Linked DNA regions of Homo sapiens: region 2 is linked to region 1. A link is an interaction called in ENCODE POLR2A ChIA-PET data of the cell type or tissue named here. Cell type or tissue: CD4-positive, alpha-beta T cell. All regions are shown on one strand. Each heading gives the region's core, and the rest is flanking DNA. Links, peaks and the distances in the headings are about the cores only.

What was found. ChIA-PET counts read pairs that join two places held together with the same protein. Peaks named below come from ENCODE experiments on the same cell type or tissue, not always from the same donor. Only the 100,000 strongest peaks of a DNase experiment are listed, where the experiment ranks them.
Region 2: POLR2A ChIA-PET joins it to region 1 with 6 read pairs; 3 of 35 experiments call an interaction of 5 or more read pairs at or near these places.

Annotation. Positions count from the first base shown.
Region 1 is chr16:28,621,065-28,626,436 of GRCh38, reverse strand. It overlaps a transcript of SULT1A1 not described here. Among named protein-coding and RNA genes, the nearest start is that of SULT1A1, 14 kb to the right of the region's middle. RefSeq lists silencers at 2,765-2,934, 2,985-3,034 and an enhancer at 3,125-3,254. In CD4-positive, alpha-beta T cell, for the core only: no CTCF peak of the experiment used is centred there; a DNase peak (open chromatin) is centred at 2,816; H3K4me3 peaks cover 1,237 bases.
Region 2 is chr16:28,512,826-28,518,197 of GRCh38, reverse strand. No RefSeq gene overlaps it. Among named protein-coding and RNA genes, the nearest start is that of IL27, 8.7 kb to the right of the region's middle. In CD4-positive, alpha-beta T cell, for the core only: no CTCF peak of the experiment used is centred there; no DNase peak of the experiment used is centred there.

The DNA.
Region 1 (5,372 bases), core at 253-5,252:
TGGGACTGTAAACTAGTTCAACCATTGTGGAAGACAGTGTGGCGACTCCTCAAGGATCTAGAACTAGAAATACCATTTGACCCAGCCATCCTATTGCTGGGTATATACCCAAAGGATTATAAATCATGCCGCTATAAAGACACATGTACACATATGTTTATTGCGGCACTATTCACAATAGCAAAGACTTGGAACCAACCCAAATGTCCATCAATGATAGACTGGATTAAGAAAACGTGGCAATTATACACCATGGAATACTATGCAGCCATAAAAATGGATGAGTTCATGTCCTTTGTAGGAACATGGATGAAGCTGGAAACCATCATTCTGAGCAAACTATCGCCAGGACAGAAAATCAAACACCGCATGTTCTCACTCATAGGTGGGAATTGAACAATGAGAACACTTGGACACAGGGTGGGGAACATCACACCCTGGGGCTTGTCATGGGGTGGGGGAAGCCGGGAGAGATAGCATTAGGAGATATACCTAATGTAAATGACGAGTTCATGGGTGCAGCACACCAACGTGGCACATGTATACATATGTAACAAACCTGCACATTGTGCACATGTACCCTAGAACTTAAAGTATAATAAAAATAAATAAATTGGGCTGATGAACCATATTACAGTAATCCAATATTTCGCTTGTAAAGTCCTGAGGTTTACAGAAGGAAATCTTTTCTAATAACAAGAAGAGTGAGGCATGTGCTTTGGTCTTTATTTCCTAGTTATACGATCCTGGGTAAGGAGCTCAACTTTTCTCTGCCAAAATTAAATGAGGATTAAATGAGATCATATATGTGAAGTTGTGAAAGACAGTGCCTGGCACATAGTAGGATCAATCAATGTTAATATCTCTAAAATAGAGATTGAGTCTGAAGATCCACAAAGTGGTAGAACTGATCTTAAGATTCCCAAATGATAGAATTGGGCTTTATTTGCCTAAGTAGTATGGTATTACTTATTGTATGCCCAGGGGATCTTTTTTTTTTAAATAATGTTTATTTATTTATTTTGAGACAGAGTCTCGCTCTGTCCCCCAAGCTGGAGTGCAGTGGCACCATTTTGGCTCACTGCAACCTCTACCTACCCGGTTCAAGCAATTCTCCTGCCTCAGCCTCCTGAGTAGCTGGGATTACAGGTGCGCACCACCATGCCCAGCTAATTTTTGTATATTTAGTAGAGACAGGGTTTTGCCATGCTGGCCAGACTCGTCTTAAACTCCTGACCTAAGGTGATCCAGCTCCCTCAGCCTGCCACAGTGCTGGGATTACAGGTGTAAGCCACGGCACCCAGCCCTAATGTTTTATTTTTTTGTAGAGATGAGGTCTTACTATGTGGCCCAGGCTGGTCTTGAATTCCTGGACCTAAGTGATCCTCCCACCTTGACCTCCCAAAGTGTTGGGATTACAGGCATGAGCCACCGTGCCCAGTTCCCTTCTTAAATAGTTTAAAGGGGGAGAAGAAAGAAAAAGACAGATTTTCTTCCCTTCCACTACCAAAACAGGCAAAACACACCAGAACACTTTGCTTAGCATTTCTTTTCTTTTCTTTTCTTTTTTTGAGAAAGAGTCTTCCTCTGTCAGCCAGGGTGGAGTGCAGTGGGGCGATCTTGGCTCACTTCAAGCTCCACCTCCTGGGTTCAGGCCATTCTCCTGCCTCAGCCTCCCGAGTAGCTGGGACTACAGGTGCCCACCACCACGCCCAGCTAATTTTTTGTATTTTTAGTAGAGACGGGATTTCACCGTGTTAGCCAGGATGGTCTGGATCTCCTGACCTCGTGATCCGCCCGCCTTGGCCTCCCAAAGTGCTGGTATTACAGGAGTGAGCCACCGTGCCCGGCCGTCCCTTCATTTTTTAAGATAAATTCACATACCATAAAACTTACCATTTTATTTTCTCTCTCTTTTTCTTTCTTTCTTTCTTTTTTTTTTTTTTTTTTTTTTTTTTTTTGCAGGCTGGAGTGCAGTGGCCCTATCGTGGCTCACTGCAACCTTGAATTCCTGGGCTCAAGAGATCCTCCCACCTCAGACTCCCAAGTAGCAGTAGCTGAGACTATCAGTGCGCACCACCAAGTCTGAGTAATTACAATACTTTTTTCTTTTTCTTTTTCTTTTTTTTTTCGTAGAGATGGGGTCTTCCTATTTTGTCCAGGCTAATCTGGAACTCCTGCCCTCAAAGGATCCTCCTGTCTAATTCTCTCAAAGTGCTGGGATTACAGGCATGTGCCACCGCACCCGGCCAAATGCACCTCCTTTTTTCAAGTGTACAATTCAATGGTTTTTAATATATTCACAAAGTCATGGAACCATCACACCTATCTAATTTCAAAATGTTTTCATCACTCCAAAAAATAACCCCATATGGGAGGCCGCGGCGGGCAGATCACTCGAGACCAGCCTGGCCAACATATTGAAACCCCGTCTCCACTAAAAATACAAAAATTAGTCGGGCGTGATGGCGCACGCGTGTAGTCCCAGCTGCTCGGGAGGCTGAGGCAGGAGAATCGCTTGAACCCGGGAGGCGGAGGTTGCAGTGAGCCCAGATCGCCCCACTGCACTCCAGCCTGGGCGACAGAGCGAGACTCCGTCTCAAAAATATCTAATTAATTAATAAAAATAAAATAAATAAATAAATAAATAACCCCATGCCTTCTGCCTCTGTGGCTTTGCCTATTCTGGGTATTTTGTGTCAACGGACCCATGCATGGGGGTGGGCCGGGCACCTTTCAAACGTTCAGCCCCCACGACGGCCCGTGGCCTCCGGATTGGACGGCACGAGCTGGGTGTGCGCGGGGCGCCCAACCGCTCAGGAGCTCCTGGAGGAGGCAGGTGCAGGTGCCGGCTGCTGCAGCGCAGTAGCTGCTGGAGGCTGGCGAGGCCCGGAGGCGGTGCAGGAAGCCTCCGACCACGCGGGCTCCTGATCGCGGGCGCCCACAGCGCGGACATGGCGGGCTGGTGGCCGGCGTTGTCGCGCACGGCCCGGCGCCACCCGTGGCCCACCAACGTGCTGCTCTACGTTGCTCGAGCAACGTAGCTCTACGCTCTACGAGCGTGCCGTAGCTCGCTCGTCTCCGCCGGGGACGTGCTGCAGCAACGGCTGCAGGGCCGCTAGGCCGACTGGCGCCAGACGCGGCGCGTGGCCACGTTGGTGGTGACCTTCCACGCCAACTTCAACTACGTGTGGCTGGGCCTGCTGGAGCGCGCGCTCCCGGGCCGAGCGCCGCGCGCCATGCTGGCCAAGTTGCTGTGCGACCAGGTGGTCGGTGCGCCCATCGCGGTCTCGGCCTTCTACGCCGGTGAGGGGCCGGGGGGGGAACCTGGGGGGTGGGACCAGTATTGGGGGACTGGAGGCAGGGACTTGGGGATCAAGCGGCTGGAGGGAGGGCGCTGCAGGAGCCTGGGGACCCGGGCAGGAGCCGGGGCTCTGAGACCGGAGCTGCTTCAGAGGCCTGAAGGGCCAGGGCAAAGGCTGGAGGCTGGGGTGTTTGATTGCGAGAAGTTGCAGGAGGCACTGGCTGGGGAGCCGAGAAATTGGGGAGCCAGAGGTACAGCAGGTCAGGAATTTAGAGGACTAGGGTCGGGGCTCAGACTCTGGGGTTGGGTGTAGGCCAAGGCTGGAGGTAGGCAGGGCTGCGGAGGTCTTTGCCCCCTGAAAAAGGCCCACGGGAAAATAAAGGAGATCCCAGTTCAAGGCCATAGCAGCTGCAATGACCGTGAACCAATCGTGGGACAGGGAAGGAACCGACCTGCTGTTCAGAAAATCCACGCCTGGGGCCCCGGGGCCAACACAGGAACAAAATGCAAGGGGACCCGTGACCCTGGGGGGCAGAGCAGGTGGAATCTGAGGTTGGGCCTGGATCTTCAGCAAATTCATGCCCAGGGGCCTAGTCCTGCTTTGGTAACAAGATTTTCCCCTGGGGTCTCACGGAAAACATCAAGGGACCTTGGATCCTTGCCATAGAGGACTATATACCTGTGAGGGTTCAGGGAACCCTCTCCTTAGAAAATCCGACCCGGGCCTGGGGTGTGGGGGACAGGGGCTTGACTGTGGAAACCTTCTCTACTGCGTACAATAAGAACAATGGAAATGTTACCTGAAAAATACCGGGGTTCATTCCCTTAACGAGTCACAAATGACTCCACCAAGAGGCGGGTTTTGATCAATGGGAGTTTTACTTGGCACAAGAAAGGAAGACACTGGGCATATTCTCCCAAGTAGTGTGTCCCCCAGAGAAAGAGACAGGAGGGTTTTATGGGGTGATGGAGAAAGGAGAGGGTGCATGATTGCATGTAGAGTAGGGGTCCCAGTGAGTCATGATGCTAGCGCATAGGTTGCATAGGTTATAGTCATGAAGCTATAGCTTCTCCCGGGGTGAAGACTTTAGCATGGTAATGAGGAGAGTTAACTTGGGTTCATCTGTAAGTAACCTGGGGTCATTTAGGAGCTGATTTAAACAAACAGGGTGACCTCATTCCACCCAGGGCTGGGGAAGAACAGGTTGAGGTCAGGAGGCTGTAAAACAGGCTGATCACTCAAGTTGGTTAAATTCTTGTAATCTTTGGAGATCCTCCATCTGCTCACAGGAGGGTCCCTGTGGCCTCTATCATCATTGCAATTTCTATAGCCTTGAAGGGGATGGGGTGGGTAACTGGGGAGAAAATCTCTATGGGTCTTAAGCCTGACGGGGTCAGTGGGTCAGGAGAACAGACAGCCGGGGAGCTAGGGCCTCCTGTTTTATCAGAAGGTCTGTGCCTGGTCCCGGCGTGTGATTTGCAGACTAGATTTGCAAACAGCTTCCTAGCAACTGTTAAAGAAGTCTTGTACAGCGGTGAAGGGGTAGGGGACCAGAATGCTATTTAATCCTCAAAAAACTAGTGAGATTGTTCTCTTTTTCTTTTCTTCTTCTTCTTCTTCTTCTTTTTTTTTTTTTTTTTTTTTTTTTTGAGACAGAGTCTTGTTTTATTGCCCAGCCTGGAGTGTGCAGTGGCCTGATCTCAGCTCATTGAAACCTCCATCTTCAGGTTCAAGCGATCCTCCTGCCTCAGCCTACCAAGTAGCTGGCATTACAGATGCACACCACCATGCCCGGCTAATTTTTGCATTTTTAATGGAGACAAAGTTTCACCATGTTTGCCAGGGTCGTCTCGAACTCCTGAACTCAAGTAATCTGCCCATCATGGCCTCCCAAAGTGCTGGGATCACAGACGTGAGCCCTCGCACCTGAGATTGTTCTTATTACTCTCATGTTACAAATGAGGAAACAACTAGTGAAATTAGTGAAATTGTTCTCTTTTTCTTTTCTTTTTTTTTTTGGGAGACAGAGTCTCGCTTTATCATCCTGGCTGGAATGTGCATTGGCCC
Region 2 (5,372 bases), core at 301-5,300, 110 kb after region 1:
GTAAATGTAGTTTCTCTTTCTCCCTCTCTCTCTCTCAAAATATCTTTTTTTTTTTTTAGACGGAGTCTCGCTTTGTCGCCCAGGCTGTAGTGCAGTGGTGCGATCTCAGCTCACTGCAAGCTCCGCTTCCCAGGTTCACGCCATTCTCCTGCCTTAGCCTCCCTAGTAGCTGGGACTACAGGCGCCCGCCACCATGCCCAGCTAATTTTTTAGTATTTTTAGTAGAGACGGGGTTTCACCGTGTTAGCCAGGATGGTCTCGATCTCCTGACCTCGTGATCCCCCCGCCTTGGCCTCCCAAAGTGCTGGGATTACAGGTGTGAGCCACTGCGCCTGGCAAAATATCTTATTGTAATGTATTCACCTATCTTTAACTTAGCCCTGACTTGAAACTCGTGGACTCACCTATTTTGGGACCACACTTGACCAAGCATAACTCAAACTGAAGAGAATGAAACCTCGGATGAGGGGAACTACTGTACATGAGTTTTGCATGTAAAGCTGCTAGAAGAGTGTCTGGCATACAGGGGAGGGTCAGTAAATGCTGGCTGCCACACCAGGCAGCATCATATAGTAGTTAAGAAAGCTGGCCAGGCGTGGTGGCTCACGCCGGTAATGCCAGCACTGTGGGAGGTCGAGGCAGGTGGATCACGAGGTCAGGAGTTGGAGACCAGCCTGACCAACATGGTGAAACCCTGTCTCTACTAAAAATAGAAAAATTAACCGGGTGTGGTGGCGCGCACCTGTAATCCCAGTTACTCAGGAGACTGAGGCAGGAGAATCGCTTGAACCCAGGAGGTGGAGGTTGTAGTGAGCCGTGATTGCACCACTGCACTCCAGCCTGGGCGACAGAGTGAGACTCTGTCTCAAAAAAAAAAAAAGAGAAAGAAAGCCACACTGCCTGGAATTGAAGTCTAGCTCTGTGACCATGGGCAGGTCACTTAACCTCTCTGGGCCTGTTTCATCTTTTGTATAAAATGAACATAACCAGCCCCAGCCCTGGCCCCAGCCCCAGCTTCAGCCTCAGGAAACAATAAAATAATACAATAAAACATAGTACAATAAAATACAATTAATAAAATATTTTAAAAACATGAACAATAATATTACTTGTAGGTAAAACATGCAATAACCTAGATAATAGATAACCTATTGTGAGGATTTTATTATTTATTTATTTGTTATTATTTTTTGAGATAGAGTCTCACTCTGTTGCCCAGGCTGGAGTGCATTGGCACAATCTCAGCTCACTGCAACCTCTTTCTCCTGGGTTCAAGCAATTCTCCTGCCTCAGCCTTCCGAGTAGCTGCGATTACAGGCACCCGCCACCATGCCCGGCTAATTTTTTTGTATTTTTAGTAGAGATGGGGTTTTGCCATGTTGGCCAGGCTGGTCTCAAACTCCTGATCTCAAGTGATCCTCCCGCCTCAGCCTTCCAAAGCACTGGGATTACAGGCATGAGCTACCATGCCTGGCCTATTGTGAGGATTAAATAAGCCAATAGTTGAGAAGTGCCTGGCACATATAAGCATCTGATTCTATTTTAGTGGTTATTTTATTTTATTCAATATAAACACACAGAGCTTTGTATCAGCTTCATTTACCTCTGTATCTCCAATGCCTAGAACAATGGCTGGGGCGTACTGACTTGGTGCTCAGTAAATATTGGCTGAAATATTGACACTTTTTTTAAATCTAAATTGCCCTTGCTGCTGGCTTCTGACACAAGACTCTTTCCACAGTAATATACTGTTTGACTTTGTCATTTTTTTTTTTTTAAATGAAGTCTCGCTCTGTTACCCAGGCTGGAGTGCAATGGCATGATCTTGGCTCACTGCAACCTCCACCTCCCGGGTTCAAGTGATTCTCTTGCCTCAGCCTCCTGAGTAGCTGGGACTATAGGCTCATGCCACCACACCCAGCTAATTGTGTGTTTTATTTTATTTTTTTCTTTGAAGAGACGGGGTTTTACCATGTTGGCCAGGCTGGTCTTGAACTCCTGACCTCAAGTGATCCACCCGCCTCAGCCTCCCAAATTGCTGGGATTACAGGTGTGAGCCACTGTGCCCGGCCGTGATTTCTTTATCTAGTGTGATTTTTTTTTTTTTTTTTTTTTTTTTTTTTTGGAGACAGAGTCTTGCTGAGTCGCCCAGGCTAGAGTGTAGTGGTGCAATCTCGGCTTACTGCAACCTCCGCCTCCCAGTTCAAGCTATTCTCATGCCTCAGCCTCCTGAGTAGCTGGAATTACAGGTGCCCACTATACCTAGCTAATTATTTTTATATTTTTAGTAGAGACAGGGCTTCACTATGTTAGCCAGGCTGGTCTTGAACTCCTGGCCTCAAGCAATCTGCCTGCCTTGGCCTCCCAAAGTGCTGGGATTACAGGCATGAGCACTGTGTTCAGCCTATCTAGTCTGATTTTTAACATTAGAAAATTAATTTGGAAGAGTAGATCAAAATGGGGGGAACATGTGGTGCAAGTGGCAGAAACAGATCGAACTGACTTAACAAAAACTCAGGATTGACTCATGAAACTGAACATTTCAGAAGTAATTGCTTCAGAAATGGTTGGATCTAGGAGCTCAAAGTAAATAATAATCAAGATTCTTACCGCTTAAGCCCAGGAGGTCGAGGCTGCAGTGAGCTATGATTGTGCCACTGCACTCCAGCCTGGGTGACAGAGGGACACACGGCCTCAAAAAAAGAAAGAAAGAAAAAGAAAAATTCTTGCCAGGCACAGTGGCTTACACCTGTAATCCCAGCACTTTGGGAGGGCAAGGCAGGAGGATCACTTGAGCCCAAGAGTTTAAGACCTGCCTGGGCAACATAGTAAGACCCACATCTCTACAAAAAATAAAACATTTAGCCTGGCATGGTGGTGCATGCCTGTGGACCTAGCTACTGGAGAGGCTAAGGCGGAAGGATCACTGGAGCACAGCAGGTCGAGGCTGTGCCACTGCACTCCAGCCTGGGTGACAGAGCAAAACCCTGTCTCAAGAAAGAGAAAAGGAACATGGAGCCATGGGAATTAGGGAGTGAGTCCTGCAGGCAGCCTGTTGGGACCCCAAACCAGAACTGAGGCAGAGGAAGCAAGGTAGGGGGGCAGCAGAAACATATATGGTTCATAGATTTTTTTTTTTTTTTTCAGACGGAGTCTCACCTGTCACCCAGACTGGAGTGCGGTGGTGGGATCTTGGCTCAAAGCAACCTCCGACTCCCGGGTTCAAGTGATTCTCCTGCCTCAGCCTCTTGAGTAGCTGGGATTACAGGCATGAGACACCACACCCGGCTAATTTTTGTATTTTTGATAGAGACAGGGTTTCGCCATGTTGGCCAGGCTGGCCTCGAACTCCTGACCTCAAATGATCCACCCTCCTCGACCTCCCAAAGTGCTGGGATTGCAGGCATGAGCCACCGCATCCGGCCCGTAGATTCTTTTGTACAAATCAACCAATACATAAAAATATGAGCAGCGAGTGGACATGTGTTCCAGGTGTGTCCTCTTTCTGAGGAGTAAACGGTGCACTCGCCTGGGCAGTGGACAGGACATGACAGTCAGGAGTGACTGAGCCCCCATGGAGGCAGCCAGCTGAGGGTGCTGGGACAGGAATGGGGTCCCATATTAGCCTGGGAGCTGGGGGCCACTGGAGGACCAGGCGTGTCGGCCCAGGGTCTGCCTCCCCTCTCAGACCCTGGGCAGGGCCTGTCCTGGGGCTCAGTATGTCTGCGTCCTCATCCCAGGGAGGCTGATGAGCCGGCCAGAGGTGCCTGCCGCTGTGCAAGGAGAGGGCTCTGAATACAAGCAGCACTTGGGGTAGAGCCCACCCCACCAAGCTGGCCTGGGACCTGAGTCCCACCCAGTGGTCCTCGCCTCTGAGGCTGCGCACACCCTGGCCCAGGGCCTGACTGGCCAGGCCCCTGAGATTTCTGCCTCTGGCCTGAACTCTGCTCTGACTTATGACTCCATCCTCTTCTCCCTGCATGGCTCTCCTTTGCCTTTTTTTGCAGGGGGAGCGGGGAGACAGAGTCTCATTCTGTCACCGAGTCTGGAGTGCAGGAGTGTAATCATAGCTCACTGCAGCCTCGAACTCACAGGCTCAAGCAATCCTCTCACTTCAGCCTCCCGAGTAGCTAGGACCACAGGTATGTGCCACCAACCCAGCTAATTCTTTTTTTCCCTTGCATTTCTTTATGACAACTGATGTGTCTGGAGAACTTCCTGTGGGTCAGGCCTTGTGCTACTAATAACAGCTAAAACCTGTGAGTCTTACCACAGGCCAGGCCCTGTTCTAAGTGCTTTACACACAGTAACTCACTGAATCCTTTAAGCAGTTGTATGCATTTGTATTATTTCCCTCACGTTCTAGATGATGAAACTGAGGCACAGAGAAGTTGAGTAACTTGTCTGAGATCGCAGAGCTCTTCGGTGGCAGGGCTGTTTTAGATGCATAGTGGTCACGGCAAGTCCTCTCCAGCTGCCATAAGCATCGTCCTCAACTGGCAGTTGAGCCAACAAACACAGAGAGGCTTCAGGCCTTGATCAAGGTCACACACTGGGAAGTGCTGGAGCTCTGAAGGGAGGGGCGGAGGTCTGTCTGGCTCCCAACTCAGCTGGGGGGGCTTGGACACATGACCACTTCCAAGTTCGTCTTTTTTTTTTTTTTTAAGACTGAGTCCCCCTCTGTCGCCCAGGCTGGAGTGCAATGGCGTGATCTCGGCTCACTGCAACCTCCGCTTCTCGGGTTCAAGTGATTTTCCTGCCTCAGCCTCCCTAGTAGCTGGGATTATAGGCACCCGCCACCACACCTGGTTAATTCTTTTTTTTTTTTTTTTTTTTTTTTTAAGTATAGACAGGGCCATGTTGTCCAGGCTGGTCTCGAACCGCTGACCTCAGGTGATCCACCCACGTTGGCCTCCCAAAGTGCTGGGATTACAGGCATGAGCCACCGCGCCCGGCCCCAAGTTCATTTTGGGACAGATGGTGGGCAAGGCTGGGAGCATAGGCCTCGTTTGACAGAGGGGGAAACTGAAGCCTAGAGTGTGTGGCCATCTTGCCCAAGCAGGCACACACAGGAAGTGGCAGAGCCCAGCCAGTAATTGAACTGGGACTTTTCATGCGCAGACTGGTGATTTTCCTCTGCAGCCCCTGCCTCCTGCAAGCTCTTCCTTCTCTGAACTCAACAGCCCTGGCTTCTCACCTTCCCACACCCTCAGAACTCAGTCTTCCCAGGCCTGCATTCACATGTCATTTATGTCTGGGAAGAGTGGCCCCTCAATCTCTTCCTCTCAGCCCTCCCCAGGTGCCTGCCATGGCTGCAAGAGTATGGGGGTACCCAGCATCCCCCTTACAAGGAAAAAAGAGGTGAGACCAAG